Linked DNA regions of Homo sapiens: regions 1 and 3 are each linked to region 2. Evidence: chromatin loops called from intact Hi-C (ENCODE). Cell type or tissue: B cell. All regions are shown on one strand. Links, peaks and the distances in the headings refer to the core of each region. The heading gives the core; the rest is flanking DNA. Region 1 holds the start of LINC00926 (long intergenic non-protein coding RNA 926). Region 2 holds the start of MNS1 (meiosis specific nuclear structural 1). Region 3 holds the start of DNAAF4-CCPG1 (DNAAF4-CCPG1 readthrough (NMD candidate)).

Region 1 (9,148 bases), core at 1-8,000, 840 kb before region 2:
CCTGGAGTTTGACCTCGCTTAGTGACTGGCTTCTGATGAATAAAATGGGGAAAAGGAAAAATAGTAACTCCACAGTGGAGACAGCTGGCAGGCACCACCTGAACCAAGAGATCAAGGTTAACATCAGCAGCGATAAGTCCCATTGGTACCATGTACCTCTCGAATAATGTGATGAGAAGGACATTTCACCTCTGTGTGGCACCCAGAAGCATAACCCCAGTCTCATGGCAAAACACCAGACACACCCAAATTGAGGGACATTCTACAGAATCCCTCCCTGTACTCTAATGTCAGAAGTCAGGCTGGGCGTGGTGGCCTGCGCCTGTAATCCTAGCACTTTGGGAGGCCGAGGCAGGCAGATCACCTGAAGTCAGGAGTTTGAGACCAGCCTGGCTAACATGGTGAAACCCCATCTCTACTAAAAATACAAATTAGCCAGGCGTGGTGGTGTGCGCCTGTAATCCCAGCTGCTTGGGAGGCTGAGGCAGGAGAATCATTTGAACCCGGGAGGTGGAGATTGTAGTGAGCCAGGATGGGGCCACTGCACTCCAGCCTAGGCAACAGAGTGAGACTCAGTCTCACACAATAAATAAATAAATAAATGTCAAAAGTCATGAGAAAATGAGGAAAGATTGAGAAATGATCACAGACTGGACACATCCAAAAATGCAACCTGGTATCCTGCATTGGATCCCGGAAATTGGAAAGGACGAGAGTGTAAAGAACGGTGAAATCTAAAAAAAGTCTGTAGGTTAGTTAACAGTAACATACCAATGTAAATTTCTTAGTTTTAATGAGTGAATCATACTCACCTTCAGAGGGGAACTTGCCTCCTCTAGACCCCAGTGTTGGCAGGAAGGGCACAGAGCTCCCTGGGACAGCACCCCTTTTTCCAGGGAATCAACCAGCCATGGTTTTTGCTGAGCACCCCTACAGTCTCTCTGGGCAAGGTGTAGTGATACATACTAGGCAGGAGATGGGAAGAATTTGGCGTCGAAAGATTCTCCCATCTCATCTACAGCCTTTTTCGTCACTATTGAAAATGATTTTAAACTTCGAAAAATAAATCTAATTTATTTAGTTAGTATAAATAATCTAATGTATTTAGTTAGTCCAAATAATGAAATCCTTATTCAATGATTGAGGAAACTTTATGGCCCCAATCCACATCCACCTCTACCAACTAAAAAGTGTGGTTTCTGCTTCTCAGTAGCAATGAGGTCTAAGCCAGCATTTCATCCGAGCTTAGGTTCCTAACCTGCGTTTGGCGTGGGAAGAATTCAGTGGCAGGTTAGAATGCCAGGAGACGGGAGAGCCACAGGCAGGGGTAGAGAGGGGACAGTCAGGACTGGGACACCGCAGCAAGTTCCCTGAGAAGGGAATGAACCTTCCTCCTCATTGCTCCAGAAAGGAACATGGAGGAGCCTGGAAAGGTGGGACTTCTGGCTCCGGGGTAAGCGGGATCAGATATTAGACAATCTTACTTTGATTGGATTATTTTCCCATTCCTAAACCAATCGCTGCAGCTGTGGGGATGAGGCACTGCATAGCTTAGATGTGGAGGGTGTATTCTGGGGCCAAGGAGCAGGATCAGAACACACAAACCATGAAGACAGAGGTGGGTCCTGGAGGGATTGCTGCCAGAAGTTGGGTGGATAGATACGGGGCAGGCACAAAGCAACCACAGGAGACAAACTGCCAAGATGAACCTGTCTCGTTGGGTCCAAATACCTGCTCTTCCTGGATCCATGCATGCACCAACGCTAGGACAATCAGAGGGACAATTCGTTGTGCAATGTAAACAGACAAAGAGTCTTTTCGCATAGTGACACCCAGAGGATGTGCTTACAGGAGGCTCAGCTTGGTTGTGTACAGGGTCTCATTGTCTTTCAGATGCTCCCTCTGCAGGATCTGAGGGCCCCTTCCCTGTGCCCATCCAGAATAATTGGCAAATCCCTGGTCTGGCAAGAAAAGGTAGGACTCAGCAGAGGAAAAGGAGTTGGAGAAAAGAGGGTGCCATGAAGGAGGGGTGGGGGATGAGGCAGCCATCCATGGAAGCAGCCCTGCAAGCTACGTGCCAAGGACACCAGGCATTGTGGAACAGGGTATAGGGCCGACTCAACACACTCACCACCGCCCTGCCCCAGGCAACCTGTATGGGCCGAAAGAGATGACTTAAACTAGGAGTAAAGTACCAAACTGTACATTCTTTTTACAGCCAGCCCTCTGTATTCATGGATCATAATATTCAGATAAAAAAATGAATGATAGCATTTGTACTGAAGTTGTACAGCCTTTTTTTCTTGTCATTATTCCCTAAGCAATACAGCGTAGCAACTACTTACATAGCATTTACATTGCATTAGGTATTATAAGTAATCTAGTGATGATTTAAAGTATATGGGAAGATGTGTGTAGGTTATGTGCAAATACCATACCATTTTATATCAAGGACTTGAGCATCCATGGGTTTTGGTGTTCACAGGGCTGGGGGTGGCAGTGTCTGGGATCAATCTGCCATGAATAGCAAGGGACAGCTGTACTCCGTGTGTGCTTGGCTGGCTAACACAGGAATATAATTTAGCAAAGAACTCTCTTCTCCACCAGAGAAGACTCACACCCATGAAGAATGAAGATTGAAGATTTGAAGATTTTTCTTGTAGTATAGTAACTTTGTGTTAACCTATTTCCCATCTCCCATTACACTGTGATTTCCTTGGGGTAGCCTGTTATCAGCCAATGCCATGTGGGGCAGAAGAACTGCCCATCTGAGCCCTGCCTGAATTCCTGAACCATAAAATCATATTAAAAATGATTTGTAATTGAATAATTGATTGAATGAGGGAATGGACATTAAACTGAGGATTACCTGGAAAATCTGATTTATTATCTGATTTCTACCAATGGGACCCAGGGTCAATGGCTGGAGGAAGCTTTTAACATCCTACCAATTCAAAGGGACTCCTGTCTTGGTGAGAGCCTCCAAATGGGTTGATTGAGAATTCAGTGCAACTTAGCAAGTATAAGAATCCACGTACAGTGGAGGGGTCCCTGCTCTAAAACTCCCACCACATTGGGCCCGCAGTCCCCCAGACCAATATTTGTGATTGCAAAACCACTGCTCCTATTATTAGCATGACTGGCTCTGTCACCACAGTCAGGTCCTCCCTGACTTGGGCCCTCTCTGGGTTAACTTCTCCCTCCTTAGGTCCCAGCATCCTGTGTCCTCACCCTGGAGAGCATATGCTACAATACCTTAAAATTTCTCACCACCTTCTTGGCCTCTACTGCTGGTCTGAGTGGTGGCCATCTTCAGATCTCCTTTGGCACCCAGTACCCCACATGTTTTAGGGATGAGGGAGAAGAAGCAGGGGGTGCCAGAGCTCAGCTTCAGCTCTTCCTGGCAGGGAACTGGAGCTCGAGACTGAAATGTATTTTGTTACTTTATTTATTCAGAGATGGAGTCTCGCTCTCTCACCCAGGCTGGAGTGCAATGGCGCAATCTTGGCTCACTGCAACCTCTGCCTCTGAGGCTCAAGCGATTCTCCTCCCTCACCCTCCTGAGTAGGTGGGATTACAGGGGCCTGCCACCATGCCCAGCTACAATTTTTTTTTTTGTTTTATTTTCTAGGGGAGATGGGGTTTCACCACGTTGGCCAGGCTGGTTTCAAACTCGTGACCTCAAGTAATCCGCCTGCCTTAGCCGCCCAAAGTGCTGGGATTGCAGGCATGAGCAGCCGAGTCTGGCCTATTTTGTTACTTTAACTTATTATGAAAGTTTCCTAATGCACATGAAAGTAGGTGAGAATCAAAATTAAACTTTCATGTATCTTCGTCTAGTTTCACTAATTATCAACATTCTGACATTCTCACTTTGTCTACCATGTACTTTTGGCTAGAATATTTAAAAAATAAATGACCAGTATCATATGACTTACCCGTAAACACTTCAAAATATGAGCTTGAGATGTAGAATCACTGATTTTGGGGTTAAATGAACCTCAAAAGTCCTCCTGTGTTCAAATGGGCCTGGGCTTGGAAGCTCTGCAGTGGGTGCCCGGCTCTTGGAGACCCCGGCCACAGCGGGAGGGGGATACAACGTGGATGCTGGAATCAGCTCTCTGCCTGGATCCTGGGAAAACGCCCCCTGGAGTGATTGGCTTAGTTCTTCTTGGGCCCATCACAGTTCATCCAAGTAATCCACTTGCTTCCTGTTCTCCAACTCCTCTGTCACGTGCAGCCATTTCATCTTCACACCACACCCTTGTGATTTAGGGAGTATCATCTCCATCACGCCTGTAATCCCAGCACTTTGGAAGGCCAAGGAGGGCAGATCACGAGGTCAGGAGTTTGAGACCAGCCTGACCAACATGGTGAAACCTCGTCCCTACTAAAAATACAAAAATTAGCTGGGAGTGGTGGCGGGCGCCTGTAATCCCAGCTACTCAGGAGGCTGAGGCAGGAGAATTGCTTGAACCCAGGAGGCGGAGGTTGCAATGAGCCGAGATCACGCCACTGCACTCCAGCCTGGGTGACAGAGCGAGACTCTGTCTCAAAAAAAAAAAAAAAAATTTCCCCCACCCCTTATTATTTGCATATTACAAGCAAACCAGTTTATGCTCGGAGAGGCTAAGTGACTTGCCCAGGGTTACCCAGGTAGTGGAGGGAGAAGCAGAATTCCCACCCAGCTCTGCTGAACTCCGATGCCCTAGCTTGCCTGGTGGCACCCACAACCGGCCCTCAGTGTCCACTTCTGAGTTTAGCCTGGGCAAGAGACTGGTCCATAAACGACTTCCTGCCCAGTGGTAAACAGTGGAAGGCAGGCTCCTGTGTTTCTCGTGGTTGGTGGTAATCGCTGCTTTTGCAAAGTGGCTTTTGGGGAGGAGAGGTTTTAGGAAGTGTGTTAAATGAGGGGGGAAGTGTTACTTGGGGGTTTCCCAGCACTCAACACGCACACTGCAGGGGCTGCCCTCCCCCGCAGCACACTGGGAGAGCCTGTCCTCCAGCGCTGCCCACGCCCGGCCGTGGGTCTCATTCCCCACTGGATCTCCTGTCTTTGATGTCAAATATACCCAATTCATCTCTTTCATATCACTACAAAGGAGCCTCCTAATTACTCTGTTTAGACAGCCTCTTCTCCAAATATTAAACATTTGGTCTTCCCAGGCCCCCCAAGCATTTAATATCATCAAGGTTGTTGCGAAATCCACTTTTCCCCCAACTGGTGGGCAGATTCCTTTCTCTCTCCATTCCCAGCCTCCCTGGGCAGATCTGGACAAGTCACCCCACATATTCTTTTCCCAAGCAGGCTGCCCTTGGGACACAGCCCTTTTCTTCTGGTGAGAGGGTCGGAGCAGTGGGGTGGACCTTGAGCGTTTTCTTGAATCTCAGCCCTGTTGGGAAGCCCTGGAGAAGCCTTGGGGAGACCCAAGGACTCAGGGGTGACCTGTCATGCCTGACGCAGGTATGTGGGGCATCTCCACCTTTGGTGGTGGCAGGCCCAGCACCAAGTCCAGAACGTTTGCTGGCTGGTGGGGAAACAGAGACTTCCTGGTTCCAGATCAGAAACTGCCTTGAGTAGCTGCATCTCTCCAGACACCAGATGCTCGGTACCTGAGGCTCCCATAGCCTCTCCTCCTTCAAAAGAAAGAAAGAAAAAAAAAAGCACTCTAATCCTGGAACCCGTCCCCATCCCGAACCTCCACGGCCTTGCCACCGCTTCCTTAGGTAGAGAAGTCGGCTCACATTTCTTCCTACTCAACAGCTGCTAGTGTTCGCCCTTCTAATGCCTCCCTCCTGGTCCCATGGGCCTTTGCCAGCTGATGTCATGGCACAGTGCTATGTCATAGGTCTGTGCTATGCTCCCTGTTCTGCTCTCTCTTCATGGTGTGGCTGGTCCCCAGAAGGACTCTGTGGCTTGGGACTGCTCCCCAGACATCCCTCCTGTCTCCTCATGGGCCTTGTTGCTCTGGCTGAGCAGAAAACAGCCTCCCCATTCCCCCGGCCCCACACCAACGCGGGGGTCAAGGAAGGTTTCCAAAGGGACATTTGAGCAGAATCTTTTCCTTCTCTCCTTCCCTTTCTCCTTTCCCTGCCTTCCCATCTCCCTTCCTTCTTTCTTTCAACTTTTTATTACGAAAAACTTCATTTTCAAAAGTAAAGTGTATAATGAACCCCCATTTACCTATCTCACCCAGCATCAATGCTGATAGACCGGGCCAATCTTGTTTCCTCAAAACCCCCTAACCCCACTACCCACCCTCCAACAATGGATGGTATTGAAGCGGATTCCAGACAGCGATTGTATCATTCTCTCTGTAAACACTTCAGTGTGTATCTCTAACAGACAAGGACTTTTAGAGAAACATAACCACAGTATCACATCTAAAAATATAAACAGTAGTCCAGTCAGTGTTCGAATTGTTTCATAACTGCACTTTTTAAAGTGGCTTGTTTGGATCAGGATGCTGAGCAGACAGACTTGAAGGGATTGAAGGGTGACACATTTTGGTGTGGGTGTGGGCTGGTGGTGGTGATGGGGAAGCACATTCTCACAATTCTTGGACACTTGATTGGCCTACTGCAGACAGCAGGGATTCCCTTTTTTTTTTTTTTTTTAGACGGAGTCTTGCTCTGTTGCCCAGGCTGGAGTGCAGCGGCATGATCTCAGCTCACTGCAACCTCCGCCTCCTGGGTTCAAGCGATTCTCCTGCCTCAGCCTCCTGAGTAGCTGGGATTACAGGCAGGCACCACCATGCCTGGCTAATTTTTGTATTTTTAGTAGAGACAGGGTTTCATCATGTTGATCAGGCTGGTCTCGAACTCCTGACCTTGTGATCCGCCTGCCTTGGGCTCCCGAAGTGCTGGGATTACAGGCGTGAGCCACTGGCCAGGACTCCCAATTTTTATTAACCTCTACTGAACTCATTTTCACAAATCATTGCTCAGTTGTTTCCCTGGCCAATTGAGACTCAGGGGTATGTCACTTCCTCCAGGCAGCCTTCCCTGCATCCTGGCCCCCAGTCAGCCCGGGCAGGTGTTCTTGTTCTATAACTGAGTTCACTGTCTTTCCCAGGTGACACTGTTTGTAGCTCCCTATAATAAGTCTTCCTCAGGGGCAGCATGTGCGAGACACAGTCGGGTCTATTAGACATGTGCTACTGAATAAAGAGGAGGTCAGCCCTCATCCATTTCTGATTTGCTGCCCTGTGGGTTTGCTTTCTTTAGGTGGGTTAGGAAGTGCCTCCTATGTGCCATGCATCTCTGAATTCTTCAGTTAATTCTCACAACCGTCATGTAAGCTGATACGATCATTAATTATCCCCATTTCACTGAAGAGAAACCGAAGCTCAGCATGGGTAAGTTGATTGGCCAAACCTCACAGTTGCCACATTGAAGGTCCCTCCTATCTCCTATTGCCCTACCCACCACCAGGGAAGAGCCATTTGAGCTGCTGGTCCTGGCTGGAACATTCTAGAAAATGCCCACAACAGAACATGATGGCTCCTGCCTCTCAGCTGCAGGAAGTGGTTCCTTTCACTATTTCTGCTCAAGTCTCAGGGCCACTACACCCTCCCCATCCAACCTTTCTTCCCCAGCCTATTGGAGCTGAACTCTCCCCTGCTTGCATCCTCAGCCTCTGGTGGCTAAGCAAGCCTAGAGCAGGTACTTCAAAGCCTCCTGCTTAATTGTGCCTTCCCTGCCCATCATTAGGCAGAGAGTAAAGCAAACAAATTAAATGCACATTTTCTTCTGAAACCCTTGCAGGATGGCACTGGCACCGTCCTCGGTGTTGTTTGTGCTGACGGGCTGGCTGCCCAGCTTTGGAATGGGCAGGAAGCACTCTGGTGCTGGGACATGCTTACCTGTTTCTTCCTCCTCCACCCCTGGACAGAAGGTCGGTGGTTCCTGGAGAAGAATAGTTCCTTTGTGTTTTCTTTCCTTTCTTCCTGTGCCTAATTAGGAATTATGCTTGGGAATCAAGCTAATTAATCTCTGCCAGTTCAGGGTGAGATCAAGCTGCTCGCACTATCAGTGTTGATCAATAACTCACTGCTGAAAGAATTTGAAAAACAACCCCGCTCCTTTCAGCACAGGCTTTAATGAGGAAGAGGTGGGATGGCCCCAGGGGGAGACCTGGAGCAGGTAGGCAGAGGATCGTCTGGTGAAGCTACTACCCATTGCCTTCTGCATGTGAGAGGGCCCCCCGCAGGCAGGGCTTTCTAACGCCCAGGCCCAAGCCAGGGGTGGGAGCTTCATTATTGTGCTGCCTTGTTGTGTAACCCAACTTGTCTTGAACTGCTGAGGTTGGTCACTGGGAATACTCATAAGATGGTGGAAAACATGGCCAATGGCTGGGTTGTATTTCAGGACAAGGTGACCCCTCTGGCTTACTGATCAGAGGCCAGCCAGAAGCCTGCTCCCAACACTAGGCTGCCACCTCAGCCCAGCGACGACCAAATATCCAGGAGAAAAGATGCAATCTTGCAGGAAATAGAGCTGCAGAAGGCCCGGAGAATGAGAGAAAGCAAAAAAGCCCATAGGGCTGCAAGGGACAGGGGAAGGAAGGACCTCACCCTGGGAGTAGGAAAAAGGTGGTCTGGTTAGAGTTTGTACAAAATTTGTGCTGTGTCTTGGGGTCCTCATGGCCTAGGCAGGTATCTTAGTGTGTATTCTGATGCTATGACAGAATACCTGAGACTGAGTAATTAAAAAAGAATAACAGAAATTTATTTCTTATAATTCTAGAGGCTGGAAAGTGCAAGACGGAGGGGCTGGCATCTGTTGAGGGCCCTTGTGCTACATCATCCGTGGTGGAAGGCGGCAGGGCAAAACAGCCTGGGAGGAGAGCCCTCATGACCTCTTATTAGGCAACCCCCCTCAACACTGTTGCATGGGGGATTACGTTTCCAACATATTCGAACTGTGGCAGAAGGTTAGATCTTCAGAGATATAGAGATGGCCCTTGCCTTTAGAGGGAAAGATGCAGTTGTTTTTCTTCCAAGGAGACTATCAAGAAGCCAGAGAACCAAAAACAGTGATAACTGAAAAAGAACTCTAGGACTGAAGGAACTTAGGATGGTTTTTAAAATTTTGGAAGTCCCAGCCTATGTTGTATCAAATAGATTTAAAAGTTTTTTTTTTGTTG
Region 2 (10,842 bases), core at 1,529-9,528:
GTCTTTCAGTTAATTGATTCAGTGTCTCTTTCTCTTTCTCTGTCTCTCTCCCTCCCTCCCAGACATCTGTCAGCAGTCCAACAGTCCAAGCAGGGTCCAAGGACAATGTAGACAGCCCTGGGCCTCTGCCTTACTTCCTGTGCTCACAGCAAGCTTAGCCTCTTTGGCTCTCCCTCCTTGGTGACCACATTCTTTATCTGCTGTTCCCCATGGAGGGCAGCTGTGTTCCTCTTTTTCCCTAGGACCTTAGAGTCAGTGCCCAGCTTCTGAGTGCCCAGTTATTCTCCTTTCCCAAGATGCTGCTGCTCAGGTTTTCCACAGTTTGCCTCTTCTGGGCTGGCCCCTCTGGCCCTCCAGACACACTTCTCTAGGTACATAGCTGATATGCCACAATTTAATTAGCCATTCCCTAAACACTGCATGTTTAGATCACCCATTTTTGTGGTGTTTTGTTTTTGTTTTTTTGCTAAATTAGAAAATTTTGCAATAAATAAAATCGTGCCTTTAGTCGTTTAAAATTTTTGGTCTGGTTAAGTTTTCACTAGAAAAATTGCCATAAATATATCAAATGTCATCAAATTTGGTACCTTTTTAAAGTTAAGAAATGAAAAAAATCCATATAAACATAGTTTACACATGTATATATCTCTATATAAATATAGGTATATATGTATACTTTTCTTTTTACCAATAAGAGCTTATATAATTCAGAAGGGGATTCCTCCACTCTTCATGATGAATTTAATATGGTCATCTTTACTTCACCGCTAGCCAAATTACAGTCTCTGTGCATCATATAACAAATTCCTAATGACATCACAAGTTATTTGACATCACAAATTCTGTATTCCATTCCTATATACATAATATGTAGATGCCAGTCTTCTATTTTACTACTCATTTACAAATAGTGGCTTTTCAATAAAATTACCCAGGTAAATTTTTATTCATATCTACAATGAATAAGCATTCTTTCTGTGTAGTGTTCTCAACCCTAGAAATCAATATATTACAATTCTGTAGTTCTTTCTCAGTGTTATGCTAGAATTCATGAAGTCAGCAATCTCCTATTCCTGTAGACATAGTGAAGATGCAAGAGCAAAAGTGAAAGTGAGAGACGAGGAACGAAAGACATCCACTAAGCCTGGGTTTCAGTGAGCTCACCAACCATTTCTTCATGTCTCTTTACCCCTAACAATTATTTAGCACTTGATCACATCATCACACAGTCCATATGATTCCCAGATTATGGTGGCTAAAATATCCAGAAACAGATTTTCTTGTCTTAATGAAACAATCAAATTCAATATATGGAAGTTAGCCTATTCTGCATCAACCAGAAAGTAGTCACTTCCTAACTGCATATGACAGACAGAAAAAGTACTAAAGGAAGTTATATACAATGAAACCATTAAATGCAGATTTGCCACAAGGCAAGATGGTAATACTTGAACATTATGAAGTGCAGAAACTGCACAAGCACATTATATTTTAAACACTTCATCTATTTAACAAACTATGTACCCTCTTCAGCTAAATAAGATGAATTGAGATTCAAGAGGCAGCACCATACTAGCAAATCTCATCCTAAAGGCATCCATTAATATAAATCAACAGCAGCAATTTGGTTTGATCACTTATTTGCAAGAATCATTAAGGTTTATTAGCATAATTGTTCCCTCTGGGATTTCATGTCGAGAAAATGAAGAATGGCATTATCAATATTTAAAAGATAAGTGTGTAATGTTCAGAGTATTTCAACAGTCATCTGCAGGTGGTGTCCAGCTGCAGCAAATTAGATTAGATTTGGGCATTTTTCTGAACGAAAGAAAAATTGTTTTGTTCTAATTGCTTTATTTTATAAAGCAATACCATTTCGTAAATAATTTTTACTGTATAGCTACACTTAACAGTGCACATCTATTAACATGCTTTATTTCAGATCAGCAACTCTGTTAAGTTCAACCCTGTTATATTGTAACTACTGGGGGACATTAATCAGTATAATTCATCATCCATTATAAGGAAAAGCTCCTTCCCCTCAGTACTCTAGACATTTTAGTCTAGACTTGTAGGTAAAAAGTTGTTTTCTAGAGGGAAATGAACGAGAAGACTTCCTTGTAATGTTGGGAAGGCATAAGTCCTCCCTTAACAATGAAGTATCATTTATGATAGTAATAATTTATTACTAGAAATAATATTTAAATGTAATAATTGTTTTTTAATAATGACATGCAATGGAATGTTATTTAGTGATAAAAATAAATGAGCTATCAAGTCACATAAAGATTTGCAGGAACCTTTAAATGAGTTTTGCTAAGGGAAAGATGCCGGTCTGAAAAGGCTACATACTGTATGATTCCAAAGATACGACATTCTGGAAAAGGCAAATCTATAGAAACAATAGAAAGATTAGTGGTTCCCAGGGGTTTGGGAGGAAGGAGTGAGGGAGAAATGAATAGGTAGAACACAGAGACTTTTTAGGCAGTGAAACTATTCTGTATGATACTGTAATAATAGATATATGACAATATGTCTCAATTTTCTGACCTCAAGCAACCTTCTTGCCTCAGTCTCCCAAGTAACTGGGATTACAGGTGCAAGCCACCACTCCTGGCCAGATACATGACATTATGTATTTCTCAAAACCCACCTGGGAGCAGTGGCTCATGCCTATACTCCCAGCACTTTGGGAGGCCAAGGTGGGTGTATGACTTGAGGTCAGGAGTTCAAGACCAGCCTGGCCAAACTGGTGAAACTCCGTCTCCACTAAAAATACAAAAATTTGCTTGTAGTCTCAGCTACTTGGGAGGCTGAGGCAGGAGAATCGCTTGAACCTGGGAGGTAGAGGTTGCAGTGAGCCGAGATCATGTCACTGCACTACAGACTGGGCAACATAGCCAGACTTCATCTCAGAAAAAAAACAAAACAAATCCTCATAGACCTGTACAAAACAAAGAGTGAACCCTAATGTCAATTACGAACTTAATCATATTAATATTGGTTCGTCAAGTGTAACAAATGTACTACACTAATATGTAATGCTAAAAATAGGGGAAATTGTATGGGTGCGGTGGGGAGGAGAGGTGAGACGGGGAATTCTCTGTATTCTGTCAATTTTTCTGTAAACCTAAAACTGCTTCGAAAAAGGAGCAAAGTCTATTAAAAATGTAGTAATTGTTAGGATAATTTTTTAAAGGTTAAAATCAGCTAATTGTTACAATTGATTAAATTTGTCTTGGATTTAGGTCAATATTCTGGCCAAAAATCTTTTTCTCAGATTACCTATGAAATTATATGAATCCTTCTACCATATCCAAGGGTATACTGGAAATGAGGAATTATAACTGAAGTTCCCTTTAGAGACGAAAGTCTTCATTTCGAGAAGTAAACAGTAAAAAACATACATGTTTGCTGAAATACTTTGCAATGTCACTATTTCACTATTAGGAATTAACAAATTAAACCCCACACTCTATTGAATGTGTTATACCCTGTTCAACCCTGAACCCATGCCTGTCTCCTGTCTCTTCTATACAGTGCCCAACCCTTTGCGGAGATGGATATGCCAAGAAGAGAAATTTATAGCAGGCTGCCTGCTTTGCTCCATTCCAGATCAATTTACACAGAACACCCAGAGGGCAGGTTTACGCCTTCTCTCCATTTCTCTCAAACAGTGATGGCAATGAGTGGAGTACTAGAGACAACATAGATATGCAACCACGGGATAAATGACCAAAGGACAGAGAGACGAGCGACCTCAGTTGTATGATGGAACCAAGAGAAGTCGCTGATTTTTAGTTGTTTTGATCTGGTTGTAAGGATGGGGTGACAACTTCCAAGCTTTTACACGTCAGCACTGAAACTGCAAGTCCCATTTGTTATTAATCTTTAAGCAGACATATTGCTACAGAAGACGGACTCCAAATTAGAATAACACAAAGTTATACCACTAATCACCTTATACAAATATTTTAGTGTTGACAAGATTTCTCTGAATGTATCATTTCTAAAATCAGTATATCTAATTTCTCTGATCCATTATCATTCTTAAACTTCCCATTTAAAATGGACTTTAGTGTCTAACCTGCCTATGGAATGAACCAGATCAACATCCTGCCATCATGTAACGTGCTCTCTCTTGGTACCTGGACCACATAGCAGAGTAAGATTCATGTGGCTCATAGATTTTAGTCCCAAAATTTACCAGCAGCTTCTGCGGGGGGGGGGGGGGGGCGGGGGGGTGAAGTGAAGGCTGCTGGAAGCTCGTGCTACCCTCAGTGCCTCACAACCCAGCAAAGGGGACAGCGACCTGGACTCCCATTGCTGAGGATTAAACCAGTCATCGTCCCTAGCAGAGACCTGGCTGACTAGGCACTTAGTGTGCGGGATGCTCCATGCGTGGAAATTTCCTTCGGCTCCATGCATTAGGCAGTAGTTTGCGTATTTCTCTGTGCGCAGTCTCCACAGTCCCGAACTTGGCTCCCAAACCCACTGAAACCACAGTTCGGCCGCTGGAGGGAAATCGAGCTTCCCTAGCCCACTGCAAAGTGCTTGGGTCAGGCCACAGTCTGAACTTCCCGCTTTTCTAGTTTAGACCTATAGAAGTAGCCCTCCTGCCCTGGTCCTAAGAAGCTCAATGCCGATTGTATCTTATCGCGTCCAATGGGAGGCCACGTTCTGCGTGGGTCACTTTTGGTCGAGCGGAGGGCGCGCAGCTCCACCGTTGCCAAGACGCCGCGTAAACACCCGAGCGCGCGCAGCCAGGTGCGCTCCTTGGGGCTGCTGGCTGCTGCGTTTGCGGCGGGAGGTGGTGGCCGCGGTCCCACGAGAGGGGGTATTTTTCGTCAGCCAAGATGGTGAGCCAGTTGGGGGACTTGAAACTACTTGTTTATTGTTGATTTAATTCTAGTTTGGCGCTCATCTGCTTCTAAAAAAGGATTTTAAGTGCTTAATCTGGTCATTAATTGGGGAACTTGTATTTGCTTTCGGAGGCTTCAGGTGCTATTAGAAGGGACGCTCGCGGTGGTTTCCAGCTTTTTTGGCACTTTTCGCATAGTGTATTAAATACATCTTTAAATCTGCCCAATAGAACCTCTGAAGAAATAAGTAGATATAAAAGTGTAGGAGAAAGCGAATTGATAAATAGCGGCGAATTGACCTATTACATTTATGTTAGGAAAATCTGACCAGCTTCTGAACAGCACTTTATGGCCCTGTGGTGGTAGTCGTGGTGGTGGTGGTGGTGGGTGGAATGAGGGGAGGAGAAATTCCCTGGTGGTAGTAAAGATCTGGGTCTGTAGGGTGCGATTAATCCTAGCACAGCTATTTATTAGCTGCAGAACCTTGGGTAAAGTTACTTTTCATGTTTCATCTATAAAATAGGTAATAATAACAGTACCTATTTAATCGATATGTGAACATATTTACCACGTTTACTTTTTATTCGGTATACTCCTTTGAATTTAGGAAGGAAGCCAGGCTCTTCGTATCCTTTCTTACTAAGGTTTATATCAATACATTTTTTAAAATTAGATTTTGGAATATCAAAATATGCATCTTTTTTTTTCTTCCATCGTAGGGTTCCAAAAGGAGAAATTTGAGCTGTAGTGAAAGGCATCAGAAATTAGTAGATGAAAACTACTGCAAAAAATTACATGTCCAAGCTCTAAAAAACGTCAACAGTCAAATCAGGAATCAAATGGTGCAGAATGAAAATGATAACCGTGTTCAGCGCAAGCAATTTCTCAGATTATTACAAAATGAACAATTTGAGTTGGATATGGAAGAGGCCATTCAAAAGGTAAGTTTTACTATTCATTGTTACTTTTTTTTTCATTTTGCACCTTGGAAACGATGAAAGTCAGCTGTTAATGCTGGAAATGAGTAGATAAACAACAGCAGCAGGTAAGTGATGCCTGATTGTGCCTCAGCTCGGTGTAATCGTAAAGACCTGGGTTTCTGGAGCCGGCCTGTCTTTGAATCCTACTACTGCTATACCTTAGCTACGGACCCTTGAGTAAGTTGCTTTTACTTTTTTTTTTTTTTGGATGGAGTCTTGCTCTGTCGCCCAGGTTGCAGTGCAGTGGCACGATCTTGGCTCACTGCAACCTCTGCCTCCGGGGTTCAAGCGATTCTTCTGCCTCAGCCTCCTGAATAGCTGGGACTATAGGCGCGCAACACCACGCCTGGCTAATTTTTTAATTTTTAGTAGAGACGGGGTTTCACCATATTGACCAGGCTGATCTCGAACTCCTAACCTCGTGATCCGCCCGCCTCGGCCTCCCAAAGTGCTGGGATTATAGGGGTGAGCCACCGCGCCCAGCCTGCTTTTATTTTTTATGCTTTTTCTATAAAATGGGGAATAAGAATAGTACCTCCTACTTAGGATTGTTTTAATAATGAGTTAATACATGCAAGACTCTTGGAATAGTGCCTGGTACAGAATAAGCACTCAGATTTTTTTTTAACATAAATATGAACTCTGTAATTACTACCAGTTTTGTTCATGTAAGTACAATTGTGTTGCCTTTCATAAATTTCTAAAAACAAAAATTTAGGGGTGCCTTTAAAAAATTTACTGAAATTAATGTATACATTATTAAGTGGTAGAAAATGAACCCTTAGGTATATCTCAACATTTTAAGGGATTAAGGTGGTAGAAAAGGGAAACTAATAAGAATTGAGACATGATAGAAGTGAATTCTCATAAATATATAAAAGGTATTCTGATATGTCAGTAGTTTTTGAGTAGCTGCTGTATGTTAAACATTTTGGAGGATTTTGTGGAGAATAACAAAAGCAAATTTAAAAAATGATATCCACCCTTCTGTGTTCCAAATTCAAAAGCTTAGATATGATTTTTTTTTTTAACTCTGAGAAAGCACATCTTAGGGGTTGGATATTTTTCCTATTCTTATTATTTTCTCTTTAATTTGAAAGAATATCCCAGGTATCACACCAACTCTTTCCTACATAGTTAAGTGTACATCTAACAAAATATGGATGTTTTCTTACATGGAGTACCATAATACTATTATCTCACCCATTCCATAAACACATTTCTGTGATTGTGTCAAAAATCTGCTTTTACAGTTGGTTTGTTTTAACCAAGATCCAAGGAACATTCATACGGTGTATTTGGTGGTTATGTCTGTTTAAGTCCCTCTTAATTGAAAACAGCCCCTCCTTCACCGTGTTTTTCTTTTTTGACTTCATGTTTTTAGCTTGCTAAACTAAGCCAGTTGTTTTATCCAGTAGCCCACATTCTGAATATACGTGTTTGCTTCCTCATGTTCCTTTAATTTATTTCCCTATCTGTTATATTTCCTCTAAATAGAACCTAGCCATAAAGACACAATTAGATTGCGGTCCACCTTTTTTGGCAAGAATACTCCATAGGTGATGCTGTCTTTGTCATTGTGTCACAACAGGGAACACATGAGGTCTGGTTGTTCCACTTTTAGTGATGCCAGTATTGATCAGTGGGTTTAGGAAGACAGTCTGGTTTCTCCACTGTAAAGGTTCCCATCAAACTTTCATCTGTGGTTTCACAAAAGAATTTTTTCTTTCATTAGTGGTTACAAAAACTGATTTTCTGATTCTTTTATTCCTTTCACATTTAATTAGCTGAAATTCCTCTGTAAAGAACTTCACCTTGGGCCAGCACAATTGCTCACCCATATAATTCTAGCACTTTGGGAGGCCAAGATGGAAGGATCTCTTGAGCCCAGGAGTTCAAGGCTGCAGTGAGCTATGATCTTGCCACCGCACTCCAGCCTGAATGACAGATACCCTGTTCCCCTGCCCCCACCCCACAAAAAAAAAAAAAAAAAAAAAAAAAAAAAAAAAAACAACAACAAAAAAACACTTTGTTATTGACTAGGGTTATTTATTCTTACTGAAAAAGGAGACAGTTAATTTTCAGAGTAAGGAATTGGTGTCCTATTTTCTTCCATTGGTGTCTACCTATGTTGTGGTTGTTTTTAAATTTTTGTTTTATTTAGTTTTTGACTTTGTCTCTTTTTAAAAATACCTTTATGGACTCATAGATATTTATGTACTTAATTGCATTTATTATTATTTTTGATGCTCAAATTATCTCATCCTTGGCCAATGGATGCCCTTTTATATTGCCTCTGTGTCGTTTTTTTTTTTTTTTTTTTTTTGAGACAGAGTCTTCATCTGTCTCCCAGGCTGGAGTGCAGCCGCACCATCTCGGCTCACTGCAACCTCCGCCTTCTGGGTTCAAGAGATTCTTCTCCCTCAGCCTCCCAAGTAGCTGAGATTACAGGCCTGCACCACCATGCTAGGCTAATTTTTGTATTTTTAGTAGAGATGGGGTTTCACGATGTTGGCCAGGCTGGTCTTGAACTCCTGACTTCAAGTGATCTGCCTGCCTCGGCCTCCCAAAGTGCTGGGATTACATGTGTCAGCCACTGCACCTGGCCCTCTGTGTCCTTTTGACAATATTTCCTTAATCTTTGATACCTTCCTTGCTTTTTGTCAAAACAAACTGTTCTAGGCTTGTGATAATTTTATGTGTCAACTTGACTGGGCCTTGGGGTTTCTAGGTATTTGATAAAACATCATTCTCGGTGTTTCTGTGAGGTTGTTTTGGATGAGATTAGCATTTAAATCCATAGACTGAGTATAAAGCACATTGCCCTCCCTAATATAGGTGGGCCTCATCCGATCAGTTGAAGGCCTGAATAGAACAAAAAGACTGACCTTCTTTTGAATAAGACAGAATTCTTCATGCCTGATTGCCTTTCAGCTGGGACATTTCCTTTTTTTCTAGTCATTGAACTCAAACTAAAACATTGGCTCTTTCTGGGTCTTGAGCCTGCTGGTTCTCAGGCTTTAGGACTCAAACTAGAACAAAACCATTAGTTCCTCAGCTTGCCAGCTCACCTTGCAGATCTTAGAACTTGCCTGCCTTCATAATCACTTACTCTGGAGAACCCTGACAAATACAAAATTTCTCTCTTATATTTTTTGTCCTACACCTGGAATCAGCCATTGTGCCAGGAAGCGCTGTTATCATTTAGTGGAAATAATATTTCAAGAAAACTTGGGTGCTAGGTTTACTCATAATTCTTGGGTTATCATTGCTTCCAGGTTTTTTCAGTGAACAAATCTTGGAAATATGCATATTTTTAACTTATTATTTTGAGATAAGTTTAGATTTATAGGAGAGTTGCAAAAACAGTGTAGAGAATTCACATATACCCTTCACCTGACTACTTCTTAACATCTTACACAGATGAAAATCATGGAAAAGTTATCAAAATGGAGAATTTAGCTTTCATGGAATACTGTTAACTGTGAGATTTATTCAGATTTCATCAGTTTGTCCACTAATGTGTTTTTGCTACTTGAGGACCATAGATTGCATTTAGTTGTCATGTATCCTTAGTTTTTAGCCTTGAGAGGAATGTGGCTATGTGTCCTGAGTCACATAGCATGCTGCTACAACTTCTGCTTTTCCAATTACAGATTAAATCTTCCTTATTCTTGTTCTGTAAATGATTAGGAAAGACACCAGAGATAAGACCCCTCAAGATCATTACCCTTTCTCATGGAATGTTCCTTGGAATGCAACTAATTAAATTGCTATAATATGTATACTGACCTTATATGGAAAATGTTGCAACCCTGTTAAGCTTCTCTGTCTCTGCCTATATAAGTGAAACCTTAACTTCCCCACGTTGGAACAATGACCCATTATTTTGGAGTTTGTGTTTCCTGAGTGGCTGTCCTCAAGCTTTGCATTTGAATAAACTATAGTCACATATATATATATATATATATATGTATTTTTTTTTTTTTTTTTTTTGAGACAGAATTTCGCTCTTGTTGCCCAGGCTGGAGTGCAATGGCGCAATTTTGGCTCACCACAACCTCTGCCTCCCGGGTTCAAGTGATTCTCCTGCCGAGGCCTTCCAAGTAGCTGGGATTATAGGCATGCACCACCACACCCAGCTAATTCTGTATTTTTAGTAGGGATGGGGTTTCTCCACGTTGGTCAGGCTCGTCTCCAACTCCCAACCTAAGATGATCTGTCCTCTTCGGCCTCCCAAAGTGCTCCCAAAGTGGATTACAGGCATGAGCCACCGTGCCCAGCCAGTCATTGTTTCTTCTCCAATCTTTGTCTCCTCTAGTTTGTAAGAATTCTTCACTTTTTGCTGTCTTTCATGACCTTGACAATTTTGAAGAGTACACGTTAGTTGCTGTAGTAGTTTTCAATTGCTAAGTAACGAATTACCACAAACTTAGCTGCTTAAAACAACACCCATTTATTATCTCAGTTTCTGCAAGTCAGAAATCTAGGTGTGGTGTAGCTGGGTACTAAATATATTCCCAAGAGATAATTGAAGGCATATATCTACATAAAAACTCATACACGAGTGTCTATAACAGCATTATTCATGACACCCAGAAAGTAGAAACCCAGATGCCAGTCAGCTGATAAATGGATAAACAAAATGTGTTACATCTATACAATGGAATATTACACAGCCATAAAAAGGAATGAATTACTGATACATGCTACAACACGGATGAACCTTGAAAACATTTTGCTAAGTGAAATAAACCAGATACAAAAGGCCACATATTGTGTGAATTCATTTATATGAAATATCCAGAATATGCAAATCCATGGAGACAAAAAATAGATAAGTAGGTGCCAGGGGTTGGGGGAAAAGGTGAGAGGAATAGTAAGTGACTGCTAATAGGTTACAGGTTTCTTTTGGGGTGATGTAAACATTCTGGAGTGTTGACATTTTATGCCACACACAAATGTACACACAGATGTGCTATATATAGTGTGTACATACA
Region 3 (10,842 bases), core at 1,425-9,424, 970 kb after region 2:
TCTGTTCTGTTCCATTGGTCTATATATCTCTTTTGGTACCAGTGCCATGCTGTTTTGGTTACTGTAGCCTTGTAGTATAGTTTGAAGTCAGGTAGTGTAATGCCTCCAGCTTTGATCTTTTTGTTTAGGATTGTCTTGGCTATGCGGGTTCTTTTTTGGTTCCATATGAACCTTAAAGTAGTTTTTTCCAATTCTGTGAAGAAAGTCATTGGTAGCTTGTTGGGGATAGCATTGAATCTATAAATTACCTTGGGCAGTAGGACCATTTTCGCAATATTGATTTTTCCTATCCATGAGCATGGAATGGTCTTCCATTTGTTTGTGTCCTCTTTTATTTCACTGAGCAGTGTTTTGTAGTTCTCCTTGAAGAGGTCCTTCACATCCCTTGTAAGTTGGATTCCTAGGTATTTTATTCTCTTTGTAGCAATTGTGAATGGGAGTTCACTCATGATTTGGTTCTCTGTCTGTTAATGGTGTATAGGAACGCTTGTGATTTTTGCACATTGATTTTGTATCCTGAGACTTTGCTGAAGTTGCTTATCAGCTTAAGGAGATTTTGGGCTGAGGCTATGCGGTTTTCTAAATAGACAATCATGTCGTCTGCAAACAGAGACAATTTGACTTCCTCTCTTCCTACTTGAATACCCTATATTGCTTTCTCTTGCCTGATTGCCCTGGCCAGAACTTCCATTACTATATTGAATTGGAGTGGTGAGAGAGGGCATCCTTGTCTTGTGCCGGTTTTCAAAGGGAATGCTTCCAGTTTTTGCCCATTCAGTTTGATATTGGCTGTGGGTTCCTCATAAATAGCTCTTATTATTTTGAGATACGTTCCAACAATACCTAGTTTATTGAGAGTTTTTAGCATGAAAGGCTATCGAATTTTGTCAAAAGCCTTTTCTGCATCTATTCAGATGATCATGTGGTTTTTGTCTTTGGTTCTGTTTATGTGATGGATTATGTTTATTGATTTGCGTATATTGAACCAGCCTTACATCCCAGGGATGGAGCCGACTTGATCGTGGTGGATAAGCTTTCTGAGGTGCTGCTGGATTCGGTTTGCCAGTATTTTATTGAGGATTTTTGCATCGATGTTCCTTAGGGATATTGGCCTAAAATTATCTTTTTTTGTTGTGTTTCTGCCAGGCTTTGGTATCAGGATGATGCTGGCTCATAAAATGAGTTGGGGAGGATTCCCTCTTTTCCGATTGATTGGAATAGTTTCAGAAGGAATGGTACCAGCTCCTCCTTGTACCTCCAGTAGAATTCGGCTCTGAATCCGTCTGGTCCTGGACTTTTTTTGGTTGGTAGGTTATTAATTATTGCTTCAATTGCAGAGCCTGTTATTGGTCTGTTCAGAGATTCAAATTCTTCCTGGTTTAGTTTTGGGAGGGTGTATGTGTCGAGGAATTTATGCATTTCTTCTAGATTTTCTAGTTTATTTGCGTAGAGGTGTTTATAGTATTCTCTGATGGTAGTTTGTATTTCTGTGGTATCGGTGGTGATATCCCGTTTATCATTTTTTATTGCGTCTATTTGATTCTTTTCTCTTTTCTTCTTTATTAGTCTTGCTACAGGTCTATCAATTTTGTTGATCTTTTCAAAAAACCAGCTGCTGGATTCACTGATTTTTTTGAATGGTTTTTTGTGTCTCTATCTCCTTCAGTTCTTTTCTGATCTTAGTTATTTCTTGCCTTCTGCTAGCTTTTGAATGTGTTTGCTCTTGCTTCTCTAGTTCTTTTAATTGTGATGTTAGGGTGTCGATTTTAGATCTTTCCTGCTTTCTTTTGTGGGCATTTAGTGCTATAAATTTCCCTCTACACACTGCTTTAAATGTGCCCCAGAGATTCTGGTACGTTGTGTCTTTGTTCTTACTGGTTTCAAATAACATCTTTATTTCTGCCTTCATTTCGATATTTACCCAGTAATTCAAGAGCAACAGCTACTTTTTTTTACCAGTCATCACGTAGGGAAGAAAAAATATCTTCTCCTTCTACCCTTCTAAGTTCTTGACTGGGGCCTTTGTAAGAAAAGAGAGATTAACAATACAAAAAACATACAAATTTATTCAATATAAGTTTACATAACATGGGAACCTTCTTAAGGACATGAAGAATGGAAGAAATGATTAAACCTGAGCATTTTTATGCTAGGTTTGATAGAGAATGAAAAGTCATAGGAAAACCTAATAACACAAAGGATATGAGCTGCAATTCCTTCAGCTTAAAATAATTAATTTTTAAATATTTAAATTTTAAAAATTTAATTAAAGTGTCATAATTTGGGGTAGCATGTCCTGAACTCCATCAATAGAATTACCCTTGCTTTCTGAAAACACTCATACTATGGGGGAACCAAACCTCCTTCTCCTAAATTCTAAAACTGTCTTACTGAGACACCCCATGATGTGTGTTCTCTCTTGCTCAGTGAGCAATGAATTCATCTTGTTCAACCACAAATGTCCCTGTGTCTCTGGCTGAAGGGCATATTTCAGAGATCTTAATAGTCTTTATTATGCCTTTTGGTGAGCACCACTTCTTTTTTTTTTTTCTTTTGAGACAGAGTCTTGCTCTTGTTGCCTAGGCTGGAGTGCAGTGGCATGATCTCGGCTCAATGCAACTTCCGCCTCCCAGGTTCAAGCGATTCTCCTGCCTCAGCCTCCTGAGTAGCTGGGATTACAGGCACACACCACCACCTCTGGCTAATTTTTGTATTTTTAATAGAGATGGGGTTTCACCATGTTGGCCAGGCTGGTCTCAAACTCTTAACCTCAAGTGATCCACCTGCCTCGGCCTCCCAAAGTGCTGGGATTACAGGCGTGAGCCACCCCGCCCAGCCCAGTGAGCAACACTTCTTAATTTTAGTTCGTTTTTAATTTTTTGCCTCCCTAATGAGTGCTTTTTATGTTATATTTAAGAAATCCTGGCCCGGCGTGGTGGCTTACACCTGTAATCCCGGCACTTTGGGAGGCCGAGGTGGGTTGATCACGAGGTCAGGAGATCGAGACCATCCTGGCTAACACGGTGAAACCCCGTCTCTACTAAAAATGCAAAAAATCAGCCGGATGCGGTGGCGGGCACCTGTAGTCCCAGCTACTAGGGAGGCTGAGGCAGGAGAATGGCGTGAACCCAGGAGGCGGAGCTTGCAGTGAGCCGAGATAGCGCCACTGCACTCCAGCCTGGGCGAAAGAGCGAGACTCCGCCTCAAAAAAAAAAAAAAAAAGAAAGAAAGAAATCCTGCCAGGCACAGTGGCTCACGCCTGTAATCCCAGCACTTTGGGAGGCCGAGGTGGGCGGATCATGAGGTCAGGAGATCGAGACCATCTTGGCCAATACGGTGAAACCCCGTCCCTACTAAAAATACAAAAATTAGCTGGGCTTCGTGGTGCATGCCCATAGTGCCAGCTACTCAGGAGGCTGAGGCAGGAGAATCGCTTGAACCCCGGAGGTGGAGGTTGCAGTGAGCCGAGATCGCGCCACTGCACTCCAGCCTGGTGAGAGAGTGAGACTCCGTCTGAAAAAACAACAACAAAAAAATCCTTTCTTACTCCAATATCATACAGGTATTTTTTTTTTTAAGTTTCCATTTTTTTTTTTTTTTTTTTTTGAGACTCAGTTTCACTCTTGTTGCTCAGGCTGGAGTGCAATGGCACGCTCTCAGCTCATGGCAACCTCTGCCTCCTGGGTTCAAGCAATTCTCCTGCCTCAGCCTCCCGAGTAGCTGGGATTACAGACATGTGCCACCATGCCTGGCTAATTTTGTATTTTTAGTAGAAACGAGCTTTCTCTATGTTCGTCAGGCTGGTCTTGAACTCCCAACCTCAGGTGATCCGCCCACCTCGGCCTTCCAAAGTGGTGGGATTACAGGCATGAGCCACCACGCCCGGCCAACTTGACAAGTTTTTAAGGTATAATTCATTCAGAGTCTAAAAGTTTAGTAGGATCATGGTAGTCAGGAGAATAATTTCACTGCAGAGGTGTGTATGTGTTTAGCAAAGTGATTGCTAACAGATTTTCCTGAAATCCCCGACAGCACAAAGTATCCTTTACATTATTATCTTTCATGCATATAAAATCTCACATATTTCTGTATAGTGGGAGAACCTGGACTTTAACATTTTATATGAAAGAAATGCATAAACCCTGTCTTTAGAAGATAATGTAAGATTTGGAAACAATATGGTAAAAGTAGGAATAGAACAAAAGGGGGAAAATGACAAAAGAAATTTTTTTAAAAAAGTCCATGGGATTCGTGGGTTTCTCAGCTTAAAGGGACAAGGGAAAGCAAGTCTAGGATGACTCCCAGTATTCAAAGTTACCAGAAGCTTGAGATGATGAACTGCTAAGGTAGTGAGTGTGCCCTATTTTGGGGAAAAGATGGTTTTCTCTTCAAGTCTGTTGCTCCTTATCTTTCCTCAATGAATTTCTAAGGAGCATTGAAATTTGTGTGAAAGAAAGGCTTCCAAAAGTAAATAAGTTTAAAATCCAGGGTTTTGTATTATACTTTCAGATTTCCACAAAGGCCCAGTTTCTCTGTTTTTTTTTTAAAGTTAAAAAAAAGTTGAAAATCAAAAGCCCCAAGTGGGAAGTAATTTGTGTGTATCTAAATATTGTATACATTCACTGTTTTATCCCAGCAATTTATAAACTGGGTGTGCAGAAAGCAGCCTGGAGCAAAAACATTGTAATGGGAGTTAAGAGATCAGGATTTTAATGATGGTCTGCTACTAATCTATACGAAAATGGTTTGTGTATAGGTTTCAGATTCCTTAAATATGTAGAATAAGACTACATAATCTTCAAGCTTCTCTGCAGCACTTAAGTTCAGATTCTACTTAAGCACTTACGGAATGTGTCAGTGTAATTCCAATTTACCCTATTCCAGATTTGTAGCAAAGCATTTGTCAGATGAATCATAGGGTGGTTTCTCTTCAGTTTTCAAACTTTGGAGCAAAACCTATATAGGTGCTTTTGGCGGCCTTACAGTTAATAGGATTTGCAGGATACAATAGTTTTAGACAAGCTCCTGGTATGTGTTGTGAACAAACGTTTTCTGAAGAGGAATTTGGAGCAAAGCAACTATTTCAGGGAACAGTTTGCAAACTGGGGAGTTGAAGCCTTAGGTGTAAAACAAAGGTGCATTCCAGAGAACAAAGGGAGGGTTTGGGTTTTACAGCAAAAGTTTCTGCCCAGGTTCCCAGTCAGGTTCGTTTATACAAATGAACGATTGAACCGCACTTAGTTCTGATTGGTTGATACAGCTGAGCCCTGATTGGTTGAGGCAGGTGAGCCCTATAAGACCCAACACTCAACAGAGGTGTGGGTTTGGGGAGAACGCAGAGTCCATGTGTGACCTCTAGTAGGTAAATGACCACGTGTCTCTATTTTAAATTTAGACCCAGTTAGCCGCTCTGGATGTTGACGGATTGGCTCTTTCAGGTTCACATTTGTTCACAGTCTGTATGACCAAGAAATTTGCAAAACAGAACAACTAGCGCTAACTCTTAATAGCCTCAGTCAGAATAAACAGACAAGACACTGCACCAAGGGCGTATGGGCATTGCACCTGCTCCTCATGGGCTGCTTTCCCGAGCCTTATGCCCACAGCCCTCCTTAGCATTATCGCATTATGAGGCTGGAAGTGCTTTTTTTTTTCTTTCTTTCTTTTTCTTTTCTTTTTTTTTTTTTGAGACGGAGTTTCGCTCTTGTTTCCCAGGCTGGAGTGCAATGGCGCGATTTCGGCTCACTGCGACCCCTGCCTCCCGGGTTCAAGCGATTCTGCTGCCTCAGCCTCAGCCTCCAGAGTAGCTGAGATTACAGGCATGCACCACCACGCCCGGCTAATTTTGTATTTTTAGTAGAGGCGGGGTTTCTCCATGTTGGTCAGGCTGGTCTCGAACTCCCAACCTCAGGTGATCCGCCCGCCTCGGCCTCCCAAAGTTCTGGGATTACAGGCGTGAGCTAGCGCGCCCGACCCACAGAGTGCTTTTTTTTTTTTTTTTTTTTCTCAAGCAGAGGGTATGGGTCTACTTCTTTGAACATTCGCTCAGATCGTAAGGTAACCCCAAGAATCGGCATCACTCTCTGGTCTGGGCGCCTGGATAGTCACGCATGGAGTCCGCGAGGTGCTGGCGCCGGAGCACGCTGGGAACGCCGGGCTCCCGGCCGGCCTGACCCGGAAGGGCTGGCGCATGGTAACCCCAGCTTCCCTAGCAACCAAGCAGGCGCAAGAAGCAACCAGCCGCGCTATCCGCTCCCGTTGCTACCGGAATGCCTCTTCAGGTTAGCGATTACAGCTGGCAGCAGACGAAGACTGCGGTCTTTCTGTCTCTGCCCCTCAAAGGCGTGTGCGTCAGAGACACGGACGTGTTCTGCACGGAAAACTATCTGAAGGTAAGAATGCAAGTCTTGCCTGCCGGTCTCCGGGGGTGTGGTCCGAAGCTTCTGCAAGAGCGCAGCTGGGCACGAGCAACAGGCTCATCTTTGCCGATAAACGTCCTAAATTTTTAATCCTATTAAAAAAATGAATCCCATACAGGTAACACACCATCTGTAGACAGATAATCAGATCAGAGACTACTTTTATCCAGGGCTTCCTCATATGCCTTGCTAATCTTTCACTACCTGGCATAAATTTAGTGGGCCTTTTAGAAAGTTATTTTACCTTTTTCACGTGTTTCTTAATACGCGTGCTTAATTTGTGTAACTAACTTAGTTTCTGTTTTCACCCTTCTGCATAGGTCAACTTTCCTCCATTTTTATTTGAGGCATTTCTTTATGCTCCCATAGACGATGAGAGCAGCAAAGCAAAGATTGGGAATGACACCATTGTCTTCACCTTGTATAAAAAAGAAGCGGCCATGTGGGAGACCCTTTCTGTGACGGGTGGTAAGTTCTTTATTAAAAGATGTTCATCTGGTTGTACCTTTTCGGTTTCAGACCTTTTAAAAAATTTTATTTTGAAGCACCTATATTGTGTAGGGGAAGATAGATTTTTTTTTTTTAAGAGTCTTGCTCTGTCGCCCAGGCTGGAGTGCAGTGACATGATCTCGGCTTACTGCAACCTCTGCCCCCGGGGTTCAAGGGATTCTCCTACCTCAGCCTCTCAAGTAGCTGGGATTATAGGTGTCCGCCACCACGCCCGGCTAAATTTTTTTGTATTTTTGGTAGAGCGTTTTGCCATGTTGGCCAGGCTGGTCTCACACTCCTGACCGGTCATTAAGTGATCCACCCGCCTTGACCTCCCAAAGTGCTGGGATTACGGGTGCGAGCCACCACACCCGGCCAGATAGACTTTCCTTTTACTCTCCAAGGTTCAATAGCTGGGTCTATAAAATAAACTAACAACAGAAGGATTGACAGAAGAAAATGTATAGAAATTTATGAATTTTTAATATTAGTGCTTGAGGGCATCACAGGGAAAAAAGTGAATACCCCCCAAGCGGTGAGATTTGAGAGTTTAGGGACTGTCTTAATAGGGGAAGGGGGAGGGGATGTAGGCCGCTTAGAACAGGAAATGATTTTTAGGAAAGATGAATGGATCCTTAGAAGAATAGATAGGAAATGTGATAGCTTTTAACAAAATTTGTCAGAGTGTGGTGTTGACTTGTAGTTTCCTTTTCTGGGAGAATAGTCAATATTCCCTGGTTAATGAAACTCCAGGGGAAGAGATTTATGACACTTGGGTTCCTTTGGAAAATCTGTTTTTAGGCAGATAAGAGGAGTTCTGGCAAAACCTCTCCCTGCATTTGCTGCTTTCAAGTGCCTTTAACTCAAAATGATCGCTATATGAAAGCAGCATATTTTGGGGTGGCATATCCTGAACTCATTCAATTGCTGTTTTAGAAAAAAAAAAAGGCTTATGAGCCTAATTTAAGTGATACAGTGCTTCAGCAGCCATTTAAATAAACCTAAAGGCTGAATTAGTCAAAGTTAGAGCACATTAAGCAGAAGATGTGGGCTCATGTCTTAAGGGTAAGCCCTCCTGATATATAGCCTTTATTGAGTACTTAACTTTGCGTTAGGTGTTAACATGCCTGTAATTCCATGAAACAACCTGTCACTTAGGTATTATTACCCTTTTTTTACAGGGGAGGCTACTGACATATGGAAAGTTTGAGTAATTGGCAAAATCACACAGCTAGTGACTGGCAGCCTGGAACTGGAGCCTTAGCAGTTTCACTCTAGAGCAGATGTTCCCAACCCTGGCTACATATTTGAATCAGCTATGGAATTTTAAAATAATACTCTAATCCAGTGAAATCAGTTTCTGGGAATAGGACTCAGGTGTTGGAAGTTTTGAAAAGCTTTCCAGGAATTATAATGTGCAGCCAAAGTTGAAATCCCCAGTTGTTGTTTGTTTGTTTGGAAAGACAGAGTCTCGCTCAGTCACCCAGGCTGGAGTGCAGTGATGCGATCTCGGCTCACTGCAACCTCCGCCTCCCTAGGTTTAAGTGATTCTTCAGCCTCAGCCTCCCAAGTAGCTGGGACTACAGGCACGTGCCACCACGTCCAGCTAATTTTTGTATTTTTTAGTAGAGACAAGGTTTCACTATATGTTGGCCAGGCTGGTCTCAAACTCCTGACCTCAAGTGATCCACCCACCTCGGCCTCCCGAAGTGCCGGGATTACAGCCATGAGCCACCGCGACCGGCCTGACATCCCCAGTTTTAAAGCTAGTTCTCTGTAGTCTTATTAAGCTAGTTGTCAGTGCTTTGTACTAATACCAAGATCAGCTTCCATAGTCAGTAATTGTCCTCTACTGCTTTAGCCCTGTTTTCCTCCTTCCTTCTTTAGTTGTCATGTTTTCTAATACTTTATGTTTACTGCCTGGAATTTATTTTTTTTAATTTTGAGTTTTTTAAGAGATAGAATCTCACCCTATCACCAACGCTGGAGTGCGGTTGGTGTTACCATAGCTCATTGTAACCTCAAACTCCTAGGTTCCAGCAATTCTCCTGCCTCGACCTCCTGAGTAGCAGGGACTACAGGTGTGCACCAAAACACCTAGGTAATTGTTTTTATTTTTGTAGAGACAGGGTCTCACTATGTTGCCGATAGGTCTTGAACTCCTAGGCTCAAGTGATCCTCCCACTTTGGCCTCCCAAATGCTGGGATTTCAGGCGTGAGCCACTGCACCCAGACTACTGCCTGGAATTTCTTTTAAGCCTTTGGCATTAAGCCTTGAATATGGACTCTTGAGGGTAGAAAGAGTTGCAACCATTCTTTCTATCAAGGCTTTCTTGGTATCTTGTAGTGGAATTTAATTTTTAATTTCCAAGACCAAGGTAGAATTTATTTTTCTAAGATCGGGTATTCAGCTCAGAGAATACTGGTTAAGGTAGGTTAACATAGCCAGTTTACTTAATTTTTTTTTTTTTTTTTTTTTTTTTTTTAGTGAGCCCCAGACTACCTAAAGAGTTTTAAAGAATCAGGTTCCTGTTTTTTGACCTCTTACTTCCTCTGTGACTCAGTAAGTCTATGTTGGGGCCTGAGGATGTCATAACACACCCAGTCTGTTTTGACTTCTTACCTAAAATTGAATATACATTTATTTTGACTCTTGTAAATTAACTTTTTCTGTAAAGGACCAGATAGTATTTTAGACTTCACAGGCCATATGGTCTCTGTCATATCTATTCAGCTCTGCCATTGTAGCACAAAAGTAGCCACAGGTGATTCATATTTATGGACAATGAAATTTGAATTTCATCTAATTTTTAAATGCCACAAAATGTTATTTTGATTTTTTTCATCCATTTAAAAATGTGAAAATTATTCAAGGCTTGTGGGCTGAGGGGAAACAGGTGGCAGGTCGGATTTGGCCCATGGGTCATAGTTTGCCAACCTCTGATTTAGACAAATCAAAACAGTCTTAAAACTGACTTAAGCTCAGCGCAGTGGCTCATGCTTGTAATCCCATCACTTTGGGAGGCCGAGGCAGGTGAATCACCTGAGGTCAGGAGTTTGAGACCAGCCTGGCCAACATGGTGAAACCCTGTCTCTACTAAAAATACAAAACTTCGTCAGGCGTGGTAGTGGATGCCTGTAGTCCCAGCTACTTGGGAGGCTGATGCAGGAGAATCGCTTGAACCCGGGTGGTGGAGGTTGCAGCGAGCTGAGATCTCACCACTGCACTCCAGCCTGCGCAACAGAGCGAGACTCCATCTCAAAAAAAATAAAAAATAAAAAACCACTAATTTATATCACAATGAACATTGATTCTACTTCAGAAACCAGGTTTGAGATTCCTTTAGAAATCAAACTCAGTTTGCCGGGCGCGCTGGCTCACGCCTGTAATCCCAGCACTTTGGTAGGCCGAGGCGGGCTGATCATCTGAGGTTGGGAGTCCGAGACCAGCCTAACCAACATGGAGAAACCCCGTCTCTACTAAAAATACAAAATTAGCCGGGCATGGTGGCGCATACCTGCAATCCCAGCTACTCAGGAGGCTGAGGCAGGAGAATCACTTTAACCCGGGAGGCGGAGGTTGCGGTGAGCCGAGATTGTGCCATTGCACTTCAGCCTGGGCAACAAGAGCGAAACTCAGTCTCAAAAAAAAAAAAAAACAAGAAAGAAATCAAACTCAGTTTTGCCAGGTTACAGTGGCTCATGCCTAAAGTAATCTCAGCACTTTAGGAGGCCAAGGTGGGAGGATCATTTGAGCCCAGGAATTCAAGACCAGCCTGGGCAACATAGGGAGACTTCACCTCTATTAAAAAAAAAAAATTAGCCGGGCATAGTGGCATGTGCCTTATAGTCCCAGCTACTTGGGAGGCTGAGGTTGGAGGATCACTTGAGCCCAAGAGGTGGAGGCTGCAGTAAGCCATGCTCATAATGCTGC

What was found. Hi-C counts contacts between places; a loop is a spot of excess contacts. Peaks named below come from ENCODE experiments on the same cell type or tissue, not always from the same donor. Only the 100,000 strongest peaks of a DNase experiment are listed, where the experiment ranks them.
Region 1: it touches region 2 in a loop (4-fold over the local background); 1 of 110 quality-filtered maps calls a loop at or near these places.
Region 3: a loop joins it to region 2, with 18 times the contacts of the local background. A loop is called at or near these places in 1 of 110 quality-filtered maps.

What each region holds. Positions count from the first base shown.
Region 1 is chr15:57,295,715-57,304,862 of GRCh38, reverse strand. LINC00926 (long intergenic non-protein coding RNA 926) reads right to left here and starts at 4,498. Exons shown (of 3, transcript NR_024433.1): 1 at 3,939-4,498. RefSeq lists enhancers at 5,837-5,956, 6,439-6,488. In B cell, for the core only: no CTCF peak of the experiment used is centred there; DNase peaks (open chromatin) are centred at 4,092, 4,782, 5,692, 5,802 and 3 weaker places; H3K4me3 peaks cover 5,875 bases; H3K27ac peaks cover 8,000 bases.
Region 2 is chr15:56,458,987-56,469,828 of GRCh38, reverse strand. It overlaps MNS1 (meiosis specific nuclear structural 1), which reads left to right and starts at 4,692. Exons shown (of 10, transcript NM_018365.4): 1 at 4,692-4,859; 2 at 5,582-5,803. The coding sequence starts at 4,857. It also overlaps a transcript of TEX9 not described here. RefSeq lists an enhancer at 1,140-1,189 and a silencer at 4,513-4,762. In B cell, for the core only: no CTCF peak of the experiment used is centred there; a DNase peak (open chromatin) is centred at 4,778; H3K4me3 peaks cover 1,280 bases; H3K27ac peaks cover 814 bases.
Region 3 is chr15:55,493,757-55,504,598 of GRCh38, reverse strand. It overlaps DNAAF4 (dynein axonemal assembly factor 4), which reads left to right. Exons shown (of 10, transcript NM_130810.4): 2 at 6,015-6,392; 3 at 6,740-6,887. The coding sequence starts at 6,270. DNAAF4-CCPG1 (DNAAF4-CCPG1 readthrough (NMD candidate)) reads left to right here and starts at 6,015. Exons shown (of 16, transcript NR_037923.1): 1 at 6,015-6,392; 2 at 6,740-6,887. In B cell, for the core only: no CTCF peak of the experiment used is centred there; a DNase peak (open chromatin) is centred at 6,268; H3K4me3 peaks cover 1,181 bases; H3K27ac peaks cover 863 bases.